Regions from separate parts of the Homo sapiens genome. Here region 1 is linked to region 2. A link is a loop called in an ENCODE intact Hi-C map of the cell type or tissue named here. Cell type or tissue: endothelial cell of umbilical vein. All regions are shown on one strand. Each heading gives the region's core, and the rest is flanking DNA. Links, peaks and the distances in the headings are about the cores only.

Region 1 (12,469 bases), core at 3,669-8,668, 180 kb after region 2:
AAGGTCCTGGAGGAATGCCTGGCCACTGTGGTTTAGGTATTTTGAAGTTCTTGTGTGCTGGAGATGTGGCTGGGGTTTCTCTCACAGTGGAGGCAAGTAATTGCAACTCAGAAATAAGTTGCCGCTTGGCTGACTCTTCTCTATTATTGTACACCTTGAAGGCGAGATTGATTAAGTCTTGTTGTGGGGTTTGAGGGCCAGAATCTAATTTTTGGAGCTTTTTCTAATGTTGGGAGTGGGTTGAGTAGTAAAATGCATATTGAGAATAGGACGGCCTTCTGGCCCCTCTGGGTCTAGGGCGGCAAAGCATCTAAGGGTTGTTGCCAAACAGGCCATGAACTGGGCTGGGCTTTTATACTTGACGAAAAAGAGCCTGAACACTAACTGATTTGAGAGAGGTCAGATAAAGAAAAAGGAGGGTTAACCTTGACTCTGCCTTGAGCTGCAGCCACCTCTGTAAGAGGAAATCGTTGGGCAGGTTGGGGAGGGCTAGTCGTGGAACAAAACTATAAGCCAGACAGGGTGGGAGGAGGGGGAGGTGATAGAAGGATTATAGGGCTGGGGAGTGGAGGCTGAGGAAGAATTAGGACCTGGCTCAGCCTGGTGAGGAGCAGCCTGGTGAGGAGGGGAGAGGTCAGATGGGTCCATAGAAAAGGAGGATTCAAAGGACTCAGAGCTTGGGGTGGAGACTGAAGGAACAGACAGGAGAGAAAGAAGATTTGTGATGAGTCGCACTGGGAGCAGAGACTAGGGAGGGACTGATGTGTAAAAGAATGCCTGGATGTCAGGCATCTCAGACCATTTGCACATTTTTCAAGAAAAATCATCCAGGTCTTGTAAGATGGAGAAATCAAAAGTGCTGTTTTCTGGCCATTTAGAACCATTGTTGAGTTTGTATTGGGGCCAAGCAGTGTTGCAGAAGAAAATAAGGCAGTAAGGTTTTAGGTCAGGCGTGAGATGAAGAGGTTTTAAGTTCTTGAGAACACAGGCTAAGGGAGAAGAAGGGGGAATGGAGGGTGGAAGCTTGCCCATAGTGAAGGAGGTAAGTTTAAAGAGAAAGGTAGAGACACAGAGAAGGGGGTGGTGAGCAGCCCTGGGCTGTAATGTGGGTGAGCAGCCAAAGCAGGCGTCTCCACAATTGATTTGCCACCAAGGGAATGTGGGTGAATGACCAAGGCAGGCGTCCCCACAGTGATCAGACACTAGTGGAATGTGGGTGAATAATCAGGCAGGCATCCCCACAGTGATCAGACACTAGTGGAATGTGGGTGAATAATCAGGCAGGCATCCCCACAGTGATCAGACACTAGTGGAATGTGGGTGAATAATCAGGCAGGCATCCCCACAGTGATCAGACACCAGTGGAATGTGGGTGAATGATCAGGGCAGGCATCCACACGGTGATTAAACACCAAGGGAAGACTGTCTTCCCAAGTCCGTGACCCACGCTGGAGTTTTGTGTCCACAGATAAAATGTGTCTCCTTTGTCTCTATTAGAGAGGAAAAAGAACTGGAATTGGAAGGACAGGGAGATTGAAAGGTAGCGAGAGAAGCTGGAGAAGAGAGTGAAAAGACCGCTTGCCCGATTTGAAATTGGTAAGATGTTCCTTGGGCTGGCCTGAGGACCCAAGGTCATAGGTGGATCTTCTCATGGAGTGAGGGTGAGGACAGGGGACTGGTCTCCTGAAGGAATCCCCCTGTCCCAGATCTTCAGCACCAAATGTCACGTGTGTCCGTGTGAAGAGCCCAACAAACAGGCTTTGTGTGAGCAATAAAGCTTTTTAATCACCCAAGTGCAGGCAGACTGAGTCCGAAAAAGGTAGATAGGGGTGGGGCAGTTTTATAGGATTTGGGAGGGTAGTGGAAAATTACAGTCAAAGGGGGTTTTTCTCTTGCAGACAGAGGCAGGGGTTACAAGGTGCTGAATGGGGAGCTTCCGAGATTCATTGTCCAGAGAAAGAATTTCACAAGATCAATTGATCAGTTAGGATGGGGCAGGAACAAATCACAATGGTGGAATGTCATCGGTTAAGGCAGGAACCAGCCATTTTCACTTATTTTGTGGTTCTTCAGTTGCCTCAGGCCATCTGGATATATACGTGCAGACTTGGGCTCAGAGGCCTGACAAGGATTTTGTGTAGTTGTTCCTAGATATTCACAAGTGATTGGTTCCAGGACCCCCAAGATAGCAAAATTTATGATGCTCAGGTTCCTGATATAAAATAGTGTAGTATTTGCATATAACCTACACATATCCTCCCATATACTTTAATCTGTAGATTATGTATAATACCTAACACAAAGTAAATGCTATTTAAATAGCTGTTATACTGTGTTGTATTTTGTTTGTATTATCTTTATTGCTGTATTGTTATTTTTATTGTTTATTTTCTGAATATTTTCAATCTGCTATTGATTGAATCTAAGAAAACAGAGGGCTGACTTTATATAATGCATTTGGGTGAATATTAGCGCTGAGGTTGTCACAGGATCATAGAGAAGTGTTCTCAATATATGATTCCTTCACCAGCAGCATCAGATTCACCTGGGAACTTAGACATACGGATTTTTGGCTCTACCCCACATCCACTCAGCCAGAAACTCTGGGGGTGGTGCCCAGCAATTTGTGTTTTTATAAGCCCCTCAGATGATTTCTAGTGTGTACTAAGTGAGAGAACCACTGGCATAGGAAACAGATGCCCTCACTCAGACTTCTGGGTTAGAAAATCTTCCTAGAGTAGGTTGTGCCTGAGCCGAGTTCTGAAAAAGGCATTATCCAAGGGAAAATGTGGTAAGTGTTTAGGCAGAAGACAACTGCTTTTGCAAGACAAGAAAGTGAGAGAAGGCATGGATCATGAGAATGTGACAACCTCTGTACTGGACATGCTACATAGATTACCTCTAATTCTCAGCAAAACAATTGAAAGGGTCCGTGATGATTTAACACACCCTTTAGTACATCCTGTAGTATGACAGTAGAGAGGTTAACGAAAAAAAAAAAAAAAAAAGACACACCAAGCTCACAGAGCTAATGCATGGCAAAGCCAGAATTTGAAACCCAGTTTAGCCTGCCTCCATAAATGGCATTCTTTCCATTCGGAAACATCACCTGCCAAGGGGGACAGTCATTTTACCTGTGTCACAGCACTGTCAGCAGCAAGTGAGATGCTGGAGTTGCATTTTGTAAATGCCGAAAAATCATGTACGGTATGATTATGAATACTTGGCATTCTTATGAGACACTACATCTTGATGAAAAGTTAGGATATTTTCACTAAATCAGTGCTATTATAGAATGGCCCTTGTCATTATTTGTGAAAATAAGTATGAAAATCCCAATTTTATTTTTCATTTTTGAGATGAGTGGTGACCTGGATACATTTATTCACCAAATAACTTGATAAATCTCTAATAGGTATTATGTTCCCAGGGTCTAGGAATACTGTGTTGAACAAGATAAATGTGTTTTCTGTCCACATGGAGATTGTAATACCTAATATCAGTTTAAATAGTAATATAGACAAGTCACCCAATGGTATTCTGGGTGTAACTCCTCAAATTCAGTCAAAATGAATCCCATCTAGAACTGTCTTCTGGGTTACCAATGGCTTTGGGTAGGAAGCAACCCACAGGACTGTGTTTCTACTCCAGCTATTACTCTTATTATTTGTGTACTTAGGAAATTCCCTCCTGGTCACATTTTCTTTATTAAATTAGCGTTACTTGGCAAAAAAAAAATGGAGTTGGTTAATTTCGTTATTCAATAAGATAACTAAGATACTTTTCTAGAGTTAACTTTTGCTTCTTACTGTCCTAAAGGTGGGGGTAAGGAGAAAGGAAATTTTTCAGAGACAGTTGGGACTTACTAAATATTAAGTCTCTTCTAGAATCAGTCAAGTATTAATCAGCAATTAAATAAATGCACAGATACTAATAAAATTGTAATGTCTCCTCATTTCCAGAGAGAAGACAGAGTAATTTTTAAGGAAATGAAAGTTTGGATAGAACAATTTGAGAGAGATTTGACAAGAGCACAGATGGTGGAATCAAATTTACAGGATAAATATCAGGTATTGTATGGAGAAGATTTTTGAATTTTTCAAAAGCTATTTTTGACTAATATTTATATATGTCATTTGATCTCCATTTAATGCTTCAAATTACATTAATGAGAAAAGTCTTTAAAGACATAACATTCATTACCCTAAGTTTGCATATAATTTAATAATTGTATTTCTAACTTATGTAGATAGTCTTAAGTTGCATTGTGTCCACACTATATATGGAGCACTGAGGCTTCATCACTTTTCCATAACTCAGTCTTATAGATGACTTGGAAAACAAATGCAGAGTCATTGTGTTTATAGAACTCATGATTTTTTTTTTTTTTTGAGACGGAGTCTCACTCTCTCTCCCAGGCTAGAGTGCAATGGCGTGATCTTGGATCACTGCAAGCTCTGCCTCCTGGGTTCACACCATTCTCCTGCCTCAGCCTCCTGAGTAGCTGGGACTACAGGCACCCACCACCACACCTGGCTAATTTTTTGTATTTTTAGTAGAGATGGGGTTTCACCATGTTAGCCAGGATGGTCTCAATCTCCTGACCTCGGGATCCACCTGCCTCGGCCTCCCAAAGTGCTGGGATTACAGGCGTGAGCCACCATGCCCGGCCAGAACTCATGATCTTATAGATCTCACCTAACCCAAAAATCTACCAAGAACAAAGAGTTGAGTCAAATTGAAAATTAGTATAAAATAAACTGAATTTAACAAAGGATTGCAACATGAGTATTGGAGGGTCCATTAAAGGGATCAGTTTCGACTGCGACCTGCCTAGTCCAACACCATTGCATTCAAGTTGAGCTCAGAGTTAATGTTTTTCTCCAGTCTGACTACAGTGTCATTAATTGGACTTCTGCTTCTGATTTTCACTTCCAAGACACAAAACACAGTTTATTCCCATTTACAAAGTGTGATTTCAATAGCAAAGACACAGAATCAACCCAAATGCCCATCAATGTAGACTGGAGAAATAAAATCTGGTACATATACACCATGGAATACTAGGCTGCCATATAAAGGAACAAGATCATGCCCTTTGCAGGGACATGGATGGAACTGGAAGTCATTATCCTCAGCAAACTAATGCAGGAACAGAAAACCAAACCCTGCGTGTTCTCACTTATAAGTGGGAGCTGAACAATGAGAACACATGGACACATGGAGGAACAACACACACTGGGGCCTGTGGGGGAGTGGGAGAAGGAGAGCATCAGGAAGAATAGCTAATGGATGCTGGGCTTAGTACCTAGATGATGGGTTGATCTGTGCAGCAAACCACCATGGCACATGATTACCTATGTAACAAATCTTCCTGTACATGTACCCTAGAACTTAAAATAAAAGTTGGAGAAAAAATAAAAATTAATAAAAATTGTGATTTATTTGATGCAGCATTATCATTTTTCCCAATGTAAAACATCAGTCCCTTTTAGTGGCAAAATTAAATATAGTATATTCTGAATTATATTCTGTAATATATTCTACTCGACATCATATTTCAGTCATTTCTGCTACAGAAAAAGGTCAAATGAAGTGAGAACTTCAACATGGTAGACAAAAGATTTATCTATGGCATTAGTGATTTTATATAATTGTATCTTTAAAATATGCCTGAATTTAGGTGGATGATAGCATCAATATTATATTTGTCAAACTTAGCAAAGCAATAAATATGTGGTTAATATGCATGTACTCTTTTGCTTTGAAATTCAGTGTAAGCTTTTTTCCCCAAAATAAAATTTTCTGGGCTGAGATCCATTAAAAAATGATTAAGCCAGTAAATGGAGAAAAGAATTGCAAGAACAGAGTGAATATACTTATTTAGTCCACTGATGAGGTTTAGGTTTGGCACCAATTATCAAAAAATAAATTCCAAGTTATAAAGCTATCTGTTATACAGATGCTAGTTCATGAGGGAAACAAAGGCTTAGGAAAACAGAAAACAGAAATCCTCCTTTCAGCCCGAAGGTGATCACTAGTCTCATAAAAATGGGTTTAGAGTCTCTCTGAAATCTGAATTTAGGGAAAATTTCATTTCATCTTTACATTCTGTAATCAGCATTTTAAATCTCTTTCAATCTGTAGCAAATGCTGCATTTTCCAGTTTTTTCACTCAGAATCCTGTGGAATAAAATTTAAAAGTTGATTTGATGTTTTGTTTTTTTTTAAATTTATTTTTTTGTTGTTTTTTTTAATATTTTTTTTAGTCAGAGTGTCACTCTGTCGCCAAGCTGGAGTGTAGTGGCATGATCGTGATCTCAGCTCACTGCAACCTCCGCCTCCCAGGCTCAAGCGATTCTCCTGCCTCAGCCTCCTGAGTAGCTGGGACTACAGGCATGCGCCACTATGCTCAGCTAATTTTTGTATTTTTAATGGCGACGGGCTTTCACCATGTTGGCCAGGATGATCTCAATCTCTTGACCTCATGATCCGCCCGCCTCGATCTCCAAAAGTGCTGGGGTTACAGGTGTGAGCCACCGTGCCCAGCCTATGTTTTGGTATTTTTAAAATTCCATTCAGTTAGAGAAAATGAAAGAAAACCTTGTAGATAAAATTCTAGTTCACTATCTCCCCCCAGTGTTCTTCACGTGAATTTACATGTTTGTTTATAATTTTGAAATTCTTTTAGTTGTGTTATCTGCTAACTTTTGTGGGGCCATTCTCCTGTAACATAATTGCACATTTTAATTATCTTTTCATTTTATGTTTAGATTTGGAGTCATATTTTAGGATGGGTTAATTTAGTTAATGTAAAATATAAAACTTTAAAAATTGTTTTAATGTTAGCATTAAGCTTATAGTTAAGTCTACATATAATACATTGATGTCAACTGTACTGTGATATACTTAATATTTTAATACCATGAAATTAAAGCAAAGGATTATCATGTAAACATGGTCCCCTAAAGTAAACCTCTTTATGCAGGCTTACTTAAACACAAATCTAGACAGCTTTAATTCTGCATTATTTTGATATATGCAATTTCTATTTGTAAATTGTTTGGTACTTGAAGTAAAGCAACTATCTTGATTATTAGCTAAGATTTATACTCCTGTTTACTATGATTTCCTGACAAACATATACTGGTACACAAATTACTTTACTAGAAATGAGAAATCCTAGGCTTTAGTCCTACCTCTACTACTTGTCCTTGATAAGTCATTTCTGGGCTTCAGAATAATAATGCATGTGTAGGGTGATGGAGAGAACCAGAGAGGATAATATGAAGAAAGCACTTAGCACAGGGTCAAGCTATGTCAGGGCTTGATGAATGACAGCTGCTATTAGTATCATAACTACCGTTATTATTATCAACAACATATATTGAGTGTTATCCAAATAGAAAAGATTGTTATTTAGGAAATGTGCTTTCCTTTGCTTTTGCTTTTTTTGACTCATTGCCATACTGTTGCTGTTTTTCCTCTTTTAGTCATTTAAGCACTTCAGAGTTCAATATGAAATGAAGAGGAAACAGATTGAACATTTAATACAACCATTACACAGAGACGGTAAATTGTCACTTGACCAAGCATTGGTAAAACAATCTTGGGATAGAGTGACCTCCAGGGTAAGTTCTCCCACAATTAGTTATACTGAGCTTAATAAATTTAGAAAAGAATATTTTTCATCATCTATTTCTACACAGTGGTATGGCAACAGGTTCTACTGCCTCTGTCTGAGGCTAGAAAGACTTAACTATGGGAGAATCTTTGCCTCCTTGTCTAGTTTTCCTGTAAGTTAATGGAAGTCTTTGGTTTAACAGCTATTTTCTTGCCTTGGCTTCCCTCTATGTGATATCAGCAATTAACTAGATGATAGATTAAAGTCCTGAGACCATCTGGATCACTTCACACTTTACACAACTTCCTTCTGGGTGGTTTAGAAGAGGTGACTCTCTGGTCTTGTAGCAGATTCTCCAGAGTAGAGCCACAGCAACTTCTTGTATTCTAAAATCATGTTTCATCAACAGTTAATGACCTTCCTGTGTTGACATACAGTTTTGCATTCTTTAATTCAAGCATCTTTTTTTATCTGATCATGAATCTGAAGGAAAATTGCTCAGTATCTTTCATATTCATATTCTTCATGCTTAAAGGCCAAGATTTCAAACCCCTGGAACACTTCTATCACTAATAAGAATATTTGTCTTGAACTTACCATATATTCTTTACTTTATTTTATTTTGTTTTTGAGATAGTGTCTTGCTCTGTCACCCAGGCTAAAGTGCAGTGGCACAATCACAGCTCACTGCAGCTTCAACCTCCTTGGCTCAAGCAATCATCCTACCTCAGCCTCCCAAGTAGCTGGGACCACAGGCATGTACCACCATACTTGGCTAATTTTTTTTTTTTTTTTTTTTTTTTGTAGAGATGAGATCTCACTATATTGCCCAGGGTGGTTTTAAACTCCTGGGCTCAAGCATCTCATCCATCTTGGCTTCCCAAATTTCTGGGATTACTGGAGTGAGCCACTGCACCCAGCCTAATTTTTTTTTTGATAGTCTCATTTTTTCTAGTGACTCCATTAAAGAATAGGCTAGTTCCTAAGCACCTCAACTCATCCCACCTGGCTTTCCAGTAAGCTAGGAAATGTGTCTGAGAATTGGGTAAAATGGAAGAGATGGAGAGAAGGGTAGACAATCATAGGATTATAGAAAGAATCCTTTAAACCCATCTTTGTCCAGAGCTGCTTAGATAATCCTCATTTTTCTGAACTTGTTCTGATCACGTGGGAGGTTTTAATGGGATTCTCATTCCGACGACCAAGATACACATGTGCCAGGTGTATAACTGCTGCATCCTCCAAGCATGTCACCAAACCTGATCCCTTCCCTTTCAGCAAAAGCCACACTGAAAATCAGTGGGTGCTTCATGCTACTCCTGTAAGAGGAAAATTGCTTACACTTCTGATAATATTCTTCCATGTTTAAGATGTATTTTCAGTTTCTTCAAAATTTGCTTTTAACTGTAATTTTCTCCCCATCCCTAAAGTGTCAAACTCAGAACACAGACATTTGCTTATTTGATATTTATTAACTTAGCCTGAAATCATTAACTTAAAGCTTTATGTATGCTTTACTATTATTTGGGTGCAATTTTATAAATTGCCATCTGTATTAAAGATATTTTACTTTTCTGCTTTTTAAATTTTAGCTCTTTGACTGGCATATACAGCTTGATAAATCTCTTCCTGCACCTCTGGGCACCATAGGTGCCTGGCTGTACAGAGCGGAGGTGGCCCTGAGAGAGGAAATAACCGTTCAACAGGTCCACGAGGAAACAGCAAACACGATACAACGGAAACTTGAGCAACATAAGGTAAAAATTCTGGTTGGAAAACCTTGCAGCATAACAGCCCTACTGTGGTCTGGAGAGGTAGCCTAGTTACAACCTGCTCTGGCGGGGACGCCCCAAATATTAATTCTACATGATCGGAGACGTCACACCTTCTTAGAGTTCTCTAATTTGATTGTTTCTTTCTTACACTGGTTAATGACGGTTCCAGTGGGTTGACTTCCTGAGATATTTTCCATACCTGTGTGGTATTTTTTTCATCTGCAGCTATCTTTGTTATTTCTGTTGTTATATATTATTTTTCAAAAGATAAGCATAGATGGTATGCATTTACATAATAATGTGGCCGGCCATTGGCTCCAGACCTCATTTCTGCCTCCATTCTCAAAGGAAGGCAGGCAGAAGTTCTTATGTCTTGGTGCTGTGGGGTGGGGGTAGAAGGAATGGAGGCTGTAGGAAGTGGTGGGGTTAGGCTTTGATGGTCTCTTAGTCATTTGGGATGTTTTAAACTTAGTATATGATCAGTTGTATATGGTATAATTTCCAATATATTTCCTCTTTGTGTTTTGTGATATTACAGGCCTAACTAAAAATGCCGTTTTTCATTAACATCACATTAATGCAATCTTGCATTTTATGCAATTGAATTTGTATACTTCATTTGCTGTAATGTGGTGGGGTATTCCTGCATATGTGAAAAATAGAGATTTCTACTCCTGACTACACATGGGCAATGTATAGCCCATGTATATTTTCTGCCAAATTATTGATATTTTTGAAAAATTACCCCAAGGAAATACACTGTCCTGTATTCTAGACAAGATCATAAAGCAAATTTACAACAGATTTTATTGCCTTTTATTATTTTATGCCTCTCTGGGGCTTTACTTTTGGAGCTAGATATACAGAGACACAGAGATGTGATGCCATTGCCGATCTTGGCCATTTCAACTTGACAGACTCAACCTCAGACAAGCTCATCAAACCAGATGGCCACGGCAAGATTTGATGATCTGCAGAGGCCATCACTCAGGGTCCTGCCTCCATTTCCTCTTGGCCTTTTCTGATACTCAGTGCCTTTAGACACTTTTAAAGTTGCTGATGATCTCTTAGCTCCTCTCCTCCCCCAATCACCAACGCAGACAAACACACACACTGAACTCTCTGTCATTTGGCTTCTCAGATGCAAGCATGACTTTGGGGTCTTCTTCATCTGTGCAGATACTCACAAATAAAAGCGGGGCCTGCTTATCTGTGCCTTAGTGCCCTAAAGTGGGGGCAGCTATGCCGTAAGGGACCCAGAGTTCAGGCCTCATACGAGATCAAGTCACAAGAATTTTCCTGGGATTGAATCAGTTTCCTGGGCCATGTCAATTTTGAATCACCCCAGTATATTAAAAATAGAGAAAAGTGTGAAAATAGTATTACACAAACAATAACATCTTTAGCAAATTAGCAACTAAGCATATATAACACACAATAATTTTTTCATGGAAAACTTAATTGAAACTATTTTTTTACCTTAACTGGCATTTGTTTATTTATTTATTTTTAAATTGCAGATTCAGGGGGTACATGTGCATGTTTCTTACATGAGTATATTACATAATGGTGGGGATTAGGATTCTAGTGTACCTGTTACCTACATATGAAACTATTTTAATTGATGTAAATATTTGATACTAAAGAAGTCAACTTAGAATTTTAAATGAAATGTAGAATGTATATTTATTGAGAATTAAATACGTTAATTCAGCAAATAGGCATGGTAGCAAATATTCCTACTATGTGCAGGTTTTCAGCTCCAGGGCAACAGGTGAGGGGCACAGACGAGGTCCAGGCGTTTGTGGTGCCTCCAATCTAGAGGTCTGAGAAGCATCTACACAATTGTTCTTTGTATAATACCTTTAACTTTGACTTAAATGTCCCACCACAGAGAAAATGCCAGACAATGTAACTGCTATTTACTAGTTAATTATAACAGTTTGTAGAAATATTAATTCAAGGCACACTATAGACAGTAGTATCTCCTACGGGGGAGTGAGTCCTAAGTTGGCCAATGCACATGCTATCTGTGTGTTTCAATGGCTATATGATTTCAGGCCCTTCATGAGCCCTTCTAGCTCCCTTGAGAGACAGTGAGAGAGAGACACCCTGTGCCAACCCCCAAGAATACAGCTAGAACAATCTCTCTGCCAAAGTCTAGTGAACAAAGCATAGAAACCAGAAATGAAGTGGATCAGGGAGAGAGAGAGGGGCAGGAGTTGGAGAAAATGGTTATCTGAGGCAAACAAACAAACAAAAACCCAGAAAGGACTAGACTGAAGAGAAAACTAAGGAATGTAATAAAGAGATAAAGGTAAAAAGCAGCGACAGGGGCTCAGGCCAGGTTCAAGGTGAATATTAGAATGATCTTTTCATTGAGGTAGGAACTTCTACTAGGCCTGGGCATGGGTACTTAAAGTAGCTCATAAAACAATTAAATTGTCAATTTTAAAATCAATTCTCATTTATTGAAAAATATATATTAGGAGCCTATAATAAGCTAAGCTTTGAGGGTGAAAAGCTTGAATTATTATTATTATTGAAATGGAGGCTCGCTTTGTCACTCTCAGACTGGAATGCAATGGTGCGATCTTGGCTCATTGCAACCTCTTCTTCCCAGGTTCAAGCGATTCTCCTGCCTCAGCCTCCCATGTAGCTGGGATTTCAGGCATCCACCACCATGCCTGGCTAATATTTGTATTTTTAGTAGATATGTGGTTTCGCCGTGTTGGCCAGGCTGGCCTTGAACTCCTGACCTCAAGTGATCCGCCTGCCTCAGCCTCCCAAAGCGCTGGGATGACAGGCATGAGCCACCACGCCTGGCCAAGTTTGACTTATTAAAACAACTAAAAATTATAAGTTTCCTCAATGGCACCAACTCAGTCTCTCGATTTGATGTAACACCTCTGTGCTGGTATATTGGGCTCACTTGGAGATGCAATAAATTGGGAAAATCACAATTTAGGAATCATTGATGTATGATCAAGAATGTTTGGGAATATTGTCTTCCCATCTTGGTCTAAAAAGTAATTCTGGTTTTTGTCAAGAAAACTTGAACAAGCTATCA
Region 2 (12,469 bases), core at 4,579-9,578:
ACAGTGTTAAATCTAAGGAGGAGAGAGCAAAATGGAGAGCAGGGCTGAAGACACCAGGTGGGAGTGGGGAGTGACTAGAGATGGCTAAAGTGCTAAGTGCAGTGGCTACCGCAGCCCATAGTCCTCTCTTCTCAATGCAGCCACTCCTGCTACGCCCCTTCCACCCTCACTCAGGTTTTCACTTGGCCAGAGGGTGCTCCATGGTTTTGTTTTCATGAGGATTCACATTCAGATCACCTGCCCAGATTCTTTCTGTGCCTGTCTGCCGTGACATCAAGGCAGCTGGTAGAGTTGGAATCAGGAACTCTTTCCTCCTCTCAAATAATTGGAATGTTGGAAATGACTCTAAGGAGTGAAGGAGGTAAGCATCTCTTTTTTTTCCCCCTTCCATAATCTCTTCTGAGACACCAGACCCTGGGCTAGACTTTCTCGTCGACATTCAGGTACTAAAGGAGTCACTGGTGGTCATTGAACTCCAGTGAGCCTTTTTCCTAACCAGTAAAAAGGGCTCCAACAATTTAATCTAAAGCCAGTATCACTAAATTCTATTTGCCTTAAAAGCTCATTTTACATAATAATTAGTTACCAAGTGCCAAAGGCCTTACAATAGAACACTTCTATGGGAAACCATAAGAGCTTCATTTTTATCTTTAAAGTCAGTTCTAATTTGTATTTCTTCTTAAATATAACAATTTAGACTCCCACCAACAATGTAAAAGTGTCCCTATTTCTTCACATCCTCTCCAGAATCTGTTGTTTCCTGACTTTTTAATGATTACCATTCTAACTGGAGTGAGATGGTATCTGATTGTGGTTTTGATTTGCATTTCTCTAATGACCAGTGATGATGAGCTTTTTTTCATATGTTTGTTGGCCACATAAATATCTTCTTTTTAGAAGTGTCTGTTCATATCCTTTGCCCACTTTTTGATTTTTTTTTTTTTTTTGTAGATTCTGGATATTAGCCGTTTTTCAGATGGATAAATAGCAAAATTTTTCTCCCATTCTTTAGGTTGCCTGTTCACTCTGATGATAGTTTCTTTTGCTGTGCAGAAGCTCTTTAGTTTAATTAGATACCATTTGTCAATTTTGGCTTTTGTTGCCATTGCTTTTGGTGTTTTAGTCATGAAGTCTTTGCCCATGCCTATGTCCTGAATGATATTGTCTAGGTTTTCTTCTAGGGTTTTTATGGTTTTAGGTCTTACTTTTAAGTCTTTAATCCATCTTGAATTAATTTTTGTATAAGGTGTAAGGAAGGGGTCATTTCAGTTTTCTGCATATGGCTAGCCAGTTTTCCCAACACCATTTATTAAATAGGGAATCCTTTCCCCATTGCTTGTTTTTGTCAGGTTTGTCAAAGGTCAGATGGTTGTAGATATGTAGCGTTATTTCTCAGGCCTCTGTTCTGTTCCATTAGTCTATAAATCTGTTTTGGTACCAGTACCGTGCTGTTTTGTTACTGTAGCCTTGTAGTATAGTTTGAAGTCAATTAGCATGATGCCTCCAGCTTTGTTCTTTGTGCTTAGGGTTGTCGTGGCTATACTGGCTCTTTTTCAGTTCCATATGAAATTTAAAGCAGTTTTTTCTAATTCTGTGAAGAAAGTCAATGGTATCTTGATGGGGATAGGATTGAATCTATAAATTACGTTTGGCAGTATGGCCATTTTCATGATATTGATTATTCCTATCCATGAGCATGGAATATTTTTCCATTTGTTTGTGTCCTCTCTTATTTCCTTGAGCAGTGGTTTGTAGTTCTCCTGGAAGAGGTCCTTCCCATCCCTTGCAAGTTGTATTCCTAGGTATTTTATTCTCTTTGTAGTAATTGTGAATGGGAGTTCACTCATGATTTGGCTGTCTATTATTGGTGTATAGGAATGCTTGTGATTTTTGCACATTGATTTTGTATCCTGAGACTTTGCTGAAGTTGCTTATCAGCTTAAGGAGATTTTGGGCTGAGATGATGGGGTTTTCTAAATATACAATCATGTCATCTGCAAAAAGAGACAATTTGACTTCCTCTCTTCCTATTTGAATACCCATTATTTCTTTCTCTTGCATGATTGCCCTGGCCAGAACTTCGAATACATTGTGGAAGACAGTGTAGCAATTCCTCAAGTTTCTAGAACCAGAAATACAATTTGACCCAGCAATCCCATTACTGGGTATATACTCAAAGGATTATAAATCATTCTACTCTAAAAACACATGCACACGTATGTTTATTGCAGCACTGTTCACAATAGCAAAGACTAGAACCAACCCAAATGCCCATCAATTATAGACTGGATAAAGAGAATGTGGCACACATACACCATGGAATACTATGCAACTATAAAAAAGGATGAGTTCGTGTCCTTTGCAGGGACATGGATGAAGCTGGAAACCACTATTCTCAGAAAACTAACACAGGAACAGAAAACCAAACACCACATGTTCTCACTCATGAGTGGGAGTTGAACAATGAGAATACATGGACACAGGGAGGGGAATATCACACACTGGGGCCTGTCGGGGACTGGGGGGCTAGTGTAGGGATACCATTAGGAGAAATACCTAATATAGATGACGGGTTGATGGGTGCAGCAAACCACCATGGCACATGTATACCTCTGTAACAAACCTGCACATTCTGCACATGTATCCCAGAACTTAAAGTTTAATAAACAAAAATTAGTTTTTAGCTAAAACTTGCATTCTGTTATTAGTAAGTTTTCCAGCAGCCTACCACTATTTATGATTTTTCTGTTTATATTCTGTTTATATTCTTGTTTTAGGAGCTGGCACGTGTCTTGACTACATCACTGGCATTTTACATCCTTGGTTCTTTGCCAACTGATTTCCTTCTTTCATTCCTTCCACTCTTTCCTCCATGTTTGCTTCTCTGAATTTAAATTTCTTCATTTGTTAATAGGGGTGACAATAACACTCATCACACAGAACTGAGAAGTGATCTAATGAAATGACCCATTTAAAGCATTTCGATCATTAGGTCAGTATACAGCAGCTGTAATTAGTGCCTGATATACACAAAGTCCTATTATTAATGTCTTATGAAAGAATTTGTATTAGAAAATCTCTAAGCTATTCTAGCTATTATTTTGACCTAATTTTATGGTAATTATTATCTAATTATAGTGAGTTCTTGTGTATTTTTTAAATGTCAGGCTATTAATATGAGAAGATAGTTATTTAAAATGAAACAATGGTAGTGGACTTTAACAGAGACAAAACGGGTTTATTCAATGTCTCAATCAGTATCTTTGTAGAAATTATATTTATGCAATAGCACTGAAAATTAAATGACTAGTAGAAACTGAGAAAAAGGAAACAGTAAAACAACGGTAGAAAATGTTTTCAGTAAATGTTACATTTGAACATATATTATTAATTTTTACATGGGAATAGTAGCATGATTTAATGCTTTTGAATAATTTAAAATAATTTTACCTTGAAAAAATGTAGGTAAACAATAAAGAAGATAGTTTGCGTTTTCCCATAGGAAGAAAAAATACGTCTTTATTATACCAATTTGTTCCAGGGGAATTGATGACATGTAGAAGCATATGTCTAACTGGCTCAGATAAATCGTCCAGATACAAAATGTTCCCAATAGCGTTGTCTACAGAATGTACTTTTTTGTCATCAATAAAAATGCTGTCTGAGCTTTGGAAAGGTACCATAGTAAATATAATAATGAATTTTTTTTCCTCTGACTTTTGCTTCCATCAGTCTCTTCTCTGTCTCTTACTGGTCATTGAAATTTTGAAAGCAAAATGCAAGCCAGTGCTGAAGTAGTTGTTTTTAAGCATATTAAAGACTCATTTCCTCTTACTTGGTTCACACCCTTATGAGAGGAATTCCAGGGAAGGACACAGTAGAGAAATATCCTTGAAAGTGTGTGTGTAATCAGTGGATATGTATTCCACTGGGAGTGATTTTTTTTTTTTTATCACACACAGTTTACATTAGTGGGTAATGAATCCCCAAAAATCCAAAGTTCTCAATTTCCAAATACTTTTCATCTCCTAACTGAGATTGTGTTAAACACTCTGAAGTGCAAACTATTGCTTGAAACAACTCTGGTTTATTATTATAACCTGAATTAACCCTCATCAAACTAATTTTAGGTGTATCATACAGGCAATAGATATGCTTCCTTAAAAATAATGGTAATCTTTTAATAACACTTGGGAGTTCATGATTTAAGGGAGCTTTTAGAGGATTGTTTTTGTAACATAATGACTAATTTTATAATAGAAAAGAATCAAATAAGGGACACTTTACAATAAGATAGAGATGTATTGTGTGGGTCTATATTTTTACATAACTTTAAATTTTATTTCTTTTTTTTTTTTTTGAGACGGAGTCTCTCTCTGTCACCCAGCCTGGAGTGCAGTGGCGCCATCGCGGCTCACTGCAAGCTCTGCCTCCCGGGTTCACGCCATTCTCCCGCCTCAGCCTCCCGAGTAGCTGGGACTACAGGCGCCCACGACCACGCCCGGCTATTTTTTTTTTGTATTTTTAGTAGAGACGGGGTTTCACCATGTTAGCCAGGATGGTCTCGATCTCCTGACCTCGTGATCCGCCCGCCTCGGCCTCCCAAAGTGCTGGGATTACAGGTGTGAGCCACCGCACCCGGCCAATATTTTCAACTTATGATAGGTTTATTGGAGTAAGTCCAAGAGCATCTGTACATGTTAACATGTAATTTTTGACATGGAGATAATAACCCAGGGTGTAGAAGGTATAACCTCAGCCTCTTTGCACCATATAACCACGGAACATACAGACAGAAAGAAATGATGCTCTGCAACAAGGAAAATAAGCTGTGAAGTAGTGGTGTTAAAGGAAACCCTTTACATTACACTTTGATGCTAATTGTCTCAATTAAAGACAAAAATGTTACCTTTTTCACATTAAGTGAAAAGAAGCTAGACATGAACAAAGATACATTGTGATGCCATAATATTGCTCTTAGAAATTGACATTTCAAAGTGATTGCCATTAACACTCATTACTATGGATACAGTCAAGAATTCATTTTTTCTGTCCTTCTAACAATGGTTTCAAAGTGGCTGAGCGGAACGGAAGACCTGAAAGTGGGCCGGTGATGCTATAATACTGGAATAATTATAAAACAATCACAAGAAAGCTTGTTTATTCTATAACCACATTATCCTATACGGTGGCCATATTTGTCCATTTAAATGTAAGTTAATTAAGACTAAATTAAATTAAAATTCAGTTTTTCAGTAATGCTAGTCATGCTTCATATGCTTGTAGCTAGCAAGCTTTCATTCACTTGTAACTAGCAGCTGCCATATGGACATCATAGATACAGATTTCCATCAGCACAGAAAACTCTACTGGACAGTGCTGTTTTATAATCACCAGATTTTTTTAAGTTACCCATGAAATTATGTATTACGTATTTGAGGTTATCCGTATTCTGTAAAATAGCAATGACATAGTAGAAATATTCTTCTATAGTATTGAAAGGCTCTGTAACCTCATGAGAAGAACACAAAATTCAGACTCACATAAGTCTAGATTCTAATCTTAACTCTGCTGACTGACCTTGGACATACTACTTTTTGTTTCTAAGCTTTTGTTCCTTCATTTGCAAAATGAGGTAGCAAAATGCTTGCCTCATAAGAAGTTTATAAATATCAGAAATAACATACGTAAAGGTGCTTCCTATGGTGCCTGACACATAGTTGGTATTAACTTATGGTTGTTATTGTTTTTATTAATTAACAAAGGAGAAGACAGTAAAGCTGTCGGTGGTCACAGACACAAGTCATACTTTTGCATAAAAGGTGAATCTTTATTTTCTAGAAAACGTATCTTATAAGCTCAGTTCATTTTCATAGTATCACACCAAAAATGTTTGTGATCATAGTAATCACAGAATAGTGAGGAAATGACCAAGCAAGGATAGGAAAATATATAACCACAAAGGAATCAGTGAGTCAGGAAGAGGATAACGAGAATTTTAAATGGTATGAAGCGGAAAAGACAGAGATAATAAAGAAGGACACAAATATGCAAGAATAGAAAGGAAGAAATAATCTCAGATACAGTTCCTCCTGGAAATATACCAGAAAGATATGTGAAAACATAATGACACAATCAAATAGGGAAGGGAAAATGATTTCTTACTACAAGACTGTGAGGAAACAGCTTTTCTATAAAATTATTTTTCCTGTGCTAGAGAAGCATATAAATCTAAAAGATTAAAGAGAAAAAAAGAAGGCAAAACTGCTGCAGAACATCTACTTCTGGTGTGTTTTTAACCTTATGCATGTTCTTCTAAACTGAAGTGCCACTGTTTTTAACACATAATATGAGTAAGATGAATTAGATATTTAATCCCTCCAGATTTAGTATATATTGTTCATGGTAAGAAGTTTGGCTTTGACGACCAAAATGTGCACTCTCTGAGAAGTTTCATCACAAAAAGGCACTCCTGTAAAGTCATGTGCCTCAATTGCCAGGAGGGGCATATATGAAGGATAACACAGTAATGGAGAACAGAAGAGTCACATGTCACTGTGGCCAAAGCTTCCATAATGGAGAATTAAGGAGTCAATGTGATAAAGCTGCAGAGCTAGGGAGGGATCTCAGGCATTGCCTGTATATTCCATGGGGAAAACCAGCTGCTTGAATTTAACCTGGACACTGGAAGAGATAAGGTGTTTGGAAAGGAAAGCAAATCAGCCCTTTTATATAAGACTGGGGCTTTTTAACATCCAGAATTTGGATGAAACAAGAAGCAGAGTGAAAAATTTGGGCAGAAAATTTTGAAACAGCCCAGAGTTCTCAGACTCAGCAATAAATTTCCATTTGATCTGGGGAAGTAAAGTCAAGATCAAATAAAGATAAAATTGAGACCTATTAATATAACCCAACATGTGTGTATTGAATCCCCATATTTGGCATAAAAGTATCAAGTACTGAGGATGCAATGATGACCAAAACTATCACAACCCCAGCCTTTTGAAACTTAACCATCTGTGTCTAAAAACAGGTAATTTTATTTCAATCACTGTTAATATTGTTAGTTTAATAAACATATATATTCTTATTGATAAAGGCATTTGTTTGGAAAAATCAGTCATATAAAGAGCCTATTGTAAAACCTTATCCACCATCTAAGTACTGCAAGGAGTTAATGAAACTCACCAGAAGATGGCAATACATAACCTCCTATCTCTGCTGTTATAATTGCTAAGGCCAAAAGGTAAACCTAAAAACTCCTATGACACCTCTATTACAATTGCAAATAACACTTTTTATTTTAGTTGTTTGCATCAGGCATGCTATGTATATTATGATCACGAGGCAGTATAAGTATTATCAGATTTACAGGATTTTATTGATAAGTAGGTAGCTAAAAAGTGCAATGTTATAAAAATCTCAGATCTGAAGGCCCATAGCAAGACATCTCTTTGGTCTACTTGCTCTCTTTACCCTTTTCTTATTTTGAACAATGTAGAAGATTCAACAATGGCAAAATTTATGAATATAAAGTATTAATACAATTGTCCTATAAAAATTAGTTGTTTTTACATTTGAAACTTTAGCCTCAATATGTATGTATTGTATCATAAAAATATTCAAGTGTTTTTTATTTTTCTTGAAAGGCAATTCAAAATTTTAGCTTTAATTAGTTATGCAAAGTAGGTTTTGTTTTCCATTTTAAACTCAAAATAAAAATATTTCAGTTATTTCGTCAGTTTGTTTAATGGAACCAGCTAAATATTCAACTATTGAAGTCAACTGAGTTATCCTTAATATGAATATAGCAATAATAATCTAAAATCATGAGTGAATCAGTCATATTCATTAAAATGTGGAAGAAACCTATTATCTATTCAAGCAGAAAAGTATTATTACCCTAGACATCTAAAAGTGGTTGAATAATAAGGATTTGTGTTTAATTTCAGCTGATGTTGTGGTTGATTAGAGTTAAAACTCTAAAAAAAAGGGAGACATAATAAAAACTGTAAAAGTTTGCTCTTCTCTTTATGGAAGTAAAAAATACACTATAGCTCCCAATAGAGATAGGTTGAATAGGCCTATCTCTATTTTGTAAAAATAGTTTGTAAAAAATAAATGCACTAAAGTTCTTGTGTACTATGTAGAAAATGGCCAAATACTCAAGCAGTATTTGTTGCATTTCTTCCAAACTTAACACTAAAATACATTAGAGCACCAAAACCAGTCAAAATTGTGGGAATGAAACTCAAACAACATCCATAATTTAGGAGAAATTTTAGTCACTATAAAATGATGGAACTGGATAAGAAATGAAATCAGTGACTTATCATTGTTCTGACATACTAAAAAACAGAAAGAATGGTTTTCCCCTTCTCTGCAAAGGGAAGTTCTATTTTTGTGGTGAATCCAGAAAACCAGGCATGCATTATTAATGGGAGTAATAATAATAACAAAAAAATTTTTACAGATTTGAAAAAAGATTTAACTAAGTAGCTCAAAAGTATATATTTTTACAGGCAAATCAATTTGTAATCCAGATGTCCTGATTTTTGTTAATGCTATATCTACCCTTGATTCATTAAGAGTAATATTCTATATCTTGAAGGTGTACCATCTCTAATGAGCAAAAATTCCTGACTGTGCCATAATTTTCCTCTCCATTGATATTTCCAGGAATCCTTTGAAAAGTTATCAGTTATAATATGAATCCATAAATATTACCAAATTTGATGAGCAGCCTCTGTCAAACTTTAAATAAGAGTTAATAAACCAAGTAATTTAAGTTTAAATTTATTAAATATATAAGGATAAGCAGTAAGAAAAATAATATGATATTGCTGTAAGTAGGCTAGATAATAGGAGGAAAAGAAGAAAAAATACACTAAATCTGCATTGCTCATATCTAAGAGTCAATAGATACTGTCTAAACATATAGAGACTATGGAAATACTAAATAGAGTTAGGTAGATGTAACATCAGCAAGATAGTGGAGTAGGCAATCTCAGCCCTTGTCTTTCTACAAAAACAGTAACTTAACCACTATTCGTAGGCCAAAAATAACTCTGGGAGAGGTCCAGAGTCTAATAAAGAAGCTGTACCAAGCCCGTGGAGCACAAAAACTGAGGATCGCCTCATAGAAAACAGTAGGAAGCATTTTACCTGTGTAACCTCATATCTCAGGCCTGCATAGCTCAGCATCAAGAGAAATCTTCTTGGTTGCCACTTCATCCCCTGGTGAAAAAGGAGGATAGAAAGATACCGTGGTCCTTACCACTGCCACAGATAACCACAGCCTTCACCACAGAAAATCCCCACAGTCTTTGCCAATGCAGATCTCAGCTAATTGAGCTACACGGAGTCCATGCCATTGTGCCCTGCCCTCCTGCCCTGGCACCACCACATGCACAACCATCCCTCAAATCTGATGCCATCCACCCTGGATCTGATGCTGCCCATATCCTTTGAACCAAATGTCAATGCACCCCAAATCAGATCCATCACTACTGTGTGCCCCCAGAACCAGTGTCCCTGTGGATCCCTGAAACTGGTGCCCGCAAATGTCCCCAAAATTTGTGCATCCCACCCACCTAGCATCCTTGTACTCACCAGCATGTGAAGATCTTTCCTCATAGAAGTCAGTTCATAAAGTCTGGAAAAGGTCAGTGTTCCATCAAATACACAGACAAGCCTTTGAATAACAAGAAAAATCAGGAAAATATAACATCTCCAAAAGAGCATAGTAAATTTCCAGTAACCAACACCAAAGAAATGGAGATCTATGAATTGCAAAATGAAGAATTCAGAATAGTTTTTCTTTCTTTTTCTGAGGTGGGCTCTCACTCTGTCACTCAGGTTGGAGTGCAGTGGCACAATCTCAGCTCACTGCAACCTCTGCCTCTCAGGCTCAAGTGGTCCTCCCACCTCAGCCTCCTGAGTAGCTGGAACTACAGGCATGCACCACCATGCCCAGCTAATTTTGGTGTGTTTTGGTAGAGATGGGGTTTCACCATGTTGCCCAGGCTGGTCTTGAACTCCTGAGCTCAAGCAATCCACCCACCTTGGCCTCCCAAAATGTTGGGATTGCAGGAGTGAGCCGCCATGCCTAGCCTTCAAAATAATTGTTTTAAAGAGGCTTAGTGAGTTACAAGAGAATACAGATAGACAACTCAACAAAATCAAGAAAACAATACATGAAAAAAAGAGAAGTCCAACAAATAGATAGAAATCATAAAAAAGAACTAAACAAGTTGTGGAGTTTAAAAATTCAATGAAAGGAGTTTAAAAAATAAAGAGCTTCAATGGTTGACCCAATCAAACAGAAAAAAGAATAAGTGAACTCAAAGACAGATCGTTTGAAATTATCAAGTCAGAGAAGAAAAAAAATAATGAAAAAGAGTGAAGAAACCCTACAGTACTTATGGGACACAAGCAAGCGAACTAACTTATGCCTACAGGATACCCAGAAGGAGAAGAGAGAGAAAATAGGGAAAGATGGTTATTTGAAGACATAATGACCAAAAAGGTTCCAAATCTGGGGAAGAAAATAGACCTCTAGATTTATGAAGCTCAACATTTCCAAAGAGGATTAGCCTAAAGAAGACTCTTTCAAGACATTATAATCAAATCATTATAATAAAAATCAAGGAAAAAGAGAACTTTAAAAGCAGTAAGAGAAAAACAACTCATCACATATAAGGAAATCACTATAAGACTATCAATGGATCTCTCAGCAAAAAAAAAAAAAAAAAAAAATACATATATATCTATGGCAAGCCAGAGGAGACTTATATTACAAAAAATACTTGAAGGAGTTCTTTAAATTGGAACAAAAACACTCTGCAAGGAACATAACATACAAAAGCATAAATTTCACTGGTAAAGATAAACACATGGACAAATACAGAATAATGTAACACTGTCGTGGTGGTACATAAGTTATTTTAACCCTAATATAAAAGCTAAAAGATAAATATTTGTTAATGGACACAATATAAAAAGAAATTAACTCTGGCCACAAAAATACAAAGTATGAAGGTGGGCAATAAAAGTGTAGAGTTTTGTATGTGATTCAAGTTAAGTTGTCATCAATTTAAAATAGATGGTTATAACTATAAGATATTTTATGGAAGCCTTGAAGTAATCACAAAGGAAAAAAATACCTATAATAGATACACAAAGTATAAAGAGAAAAGAATCAAATCACTCACCCAAAAATATCAAATAATAAAGGAAAAAAGCAAGAGAGAAAGAGAGAAACAACACAAATGCAAAACACACAGAAAACAATTAATGAACTAGCAATAGTAAGCCCTCACTCATCAATAATTACTTAAAATGTAAAGATATTAAACTCCACAATCAAAAGGCATGGAATGGCTGAATAGATTTAAAATACAGGGTCCAGTAAAGTGCTGTTTACTAAAGACTCACTACAGATTTAATGAAACACATAAAATGAAAGTAAAAGGATGAAAAGGTGCACATGGAACATTCTCCAGGATATATAATGTTAAATTACAAAACAAGTCTCAACAAATTTAAGAAGATTGACATCATGCTACATAACTTTTCCAACCACAATGGAATAAAACTGGAAATCGATAACAGTAAGAAAATCAGCATATTCACAAATACATACAAAATAAACAACACGAATATGTGGAAATTGAATCAAAGACAAAATCAAAAGGGAATTTTAAAAATACCTTGAGACAAATGAAAATGGAAACACAACACATCAAAACTTAAGGGATGCAGCAAAAGTAACACTAAGAGGGAAATATATAGCCATAAACACCTATAATAAAAAAGAAGAAAAATTTGAACTAAGCAACCTAACTTTACACCTCAAGGAATTAGAAAAAGAAGAACTAAGCCCAAATTTAGCAGAAGGAAGGAAATAATAAAGACATACACACAAACAAGCAAGATTAACAAATTATCATGATAGAATAAAGATGAACTACATCTTTTATATGAAGAAATGCAAATAGTCTAAACTTATCTATTAATGAAAAGAAATTTCAGATTGACTCTCAAAACAAAATTTGAGTCTGTTGTATACAAGAGATACATTTAAAATAGAATAACTCTGAAAGTTTGAAGTATTTTTAAATAAGCAAAAAAGTACCAAGCAAATATTAACAACAAAAATAACAAATTCACACTCTTGGTATCAGACAGGGTAAATTAAAGTAAAAAAAAAAGCATTAAACAAAACAGAAAAGTATCTTATAACTATAGAGTGAGAAATACACAATGAAATTATGACAGCTATGGGATGTTTATCAACTAATATCACATCAGAACTCATTAAGCAAAATGTAAACCACAGGAAATAAAAAGAAAATAGAAACACATTAGGAATGGAAGTCTTTAATTCACCTACTGTATCAGTTTGCATCCAGTCAAGAGAGAGGAACCCACAGTTATTTTAACAGAGATAATTTAATATAAAGAATTC

Evidence for each region. Peaks named below come from ENCODE experiments on the same cell type or tissue, not always from the same donor. Only the 100,000 strongest peaks of a DNase experiment are listed, where the experiment ranks them.
Region 1: it touches region 2 in a loop (12-fold over the local background); 14 of 110 quality-filtered maps call a loop at or near these places.

Annotation. Positions count from the first base shown.
Region 1 is chr6:152,479,997-152,492,465 of GRCh38, reverse strand. It overlaps SYNE1 (spectrin repeat containing nuclear envelope protein 1), which reads left to right. Exons shown (of 146, transcript NM_182961.4): 12 at 3,963-4,070; 13 at 7,494-7,631; 14 at 9,217-9,381. Among named protein-coding and RNA genes, the nearest start is that of SYNE1-AS2, 84 kb to the right of the region's middle. RefSeq lists an enhancer at 718-1,917. In endothelial cell of umbilical vein, for the core only: a CTCF peak has its summit at 6,665; DNase peaks (open chromatin) are centred at 6,755, 6,865 and 7,445.
Region 2 is chr6:152,664,824-152,677,292 of GRCh38, reverse strand. It overlaps LOC105378061 (a long non-coding RNA gene), which reads right to left. Exons shown (of 5, transcript XR_001744416.2): 3 at 9,613-9,694; 4 at 9,166-9,237. Among named protein-coding and RNA genes, the nearest start is that of MYCT1, 27 kb to the left of the region's middle. In endothelial cell of umbilical vein, for the core only: a CTCF peak has its summit at 7,186 (motif pointing right); DNase peaks (open chromatin) are centred at 5,872 and 7,212; H3K27ac peaks cover 2,098 bases.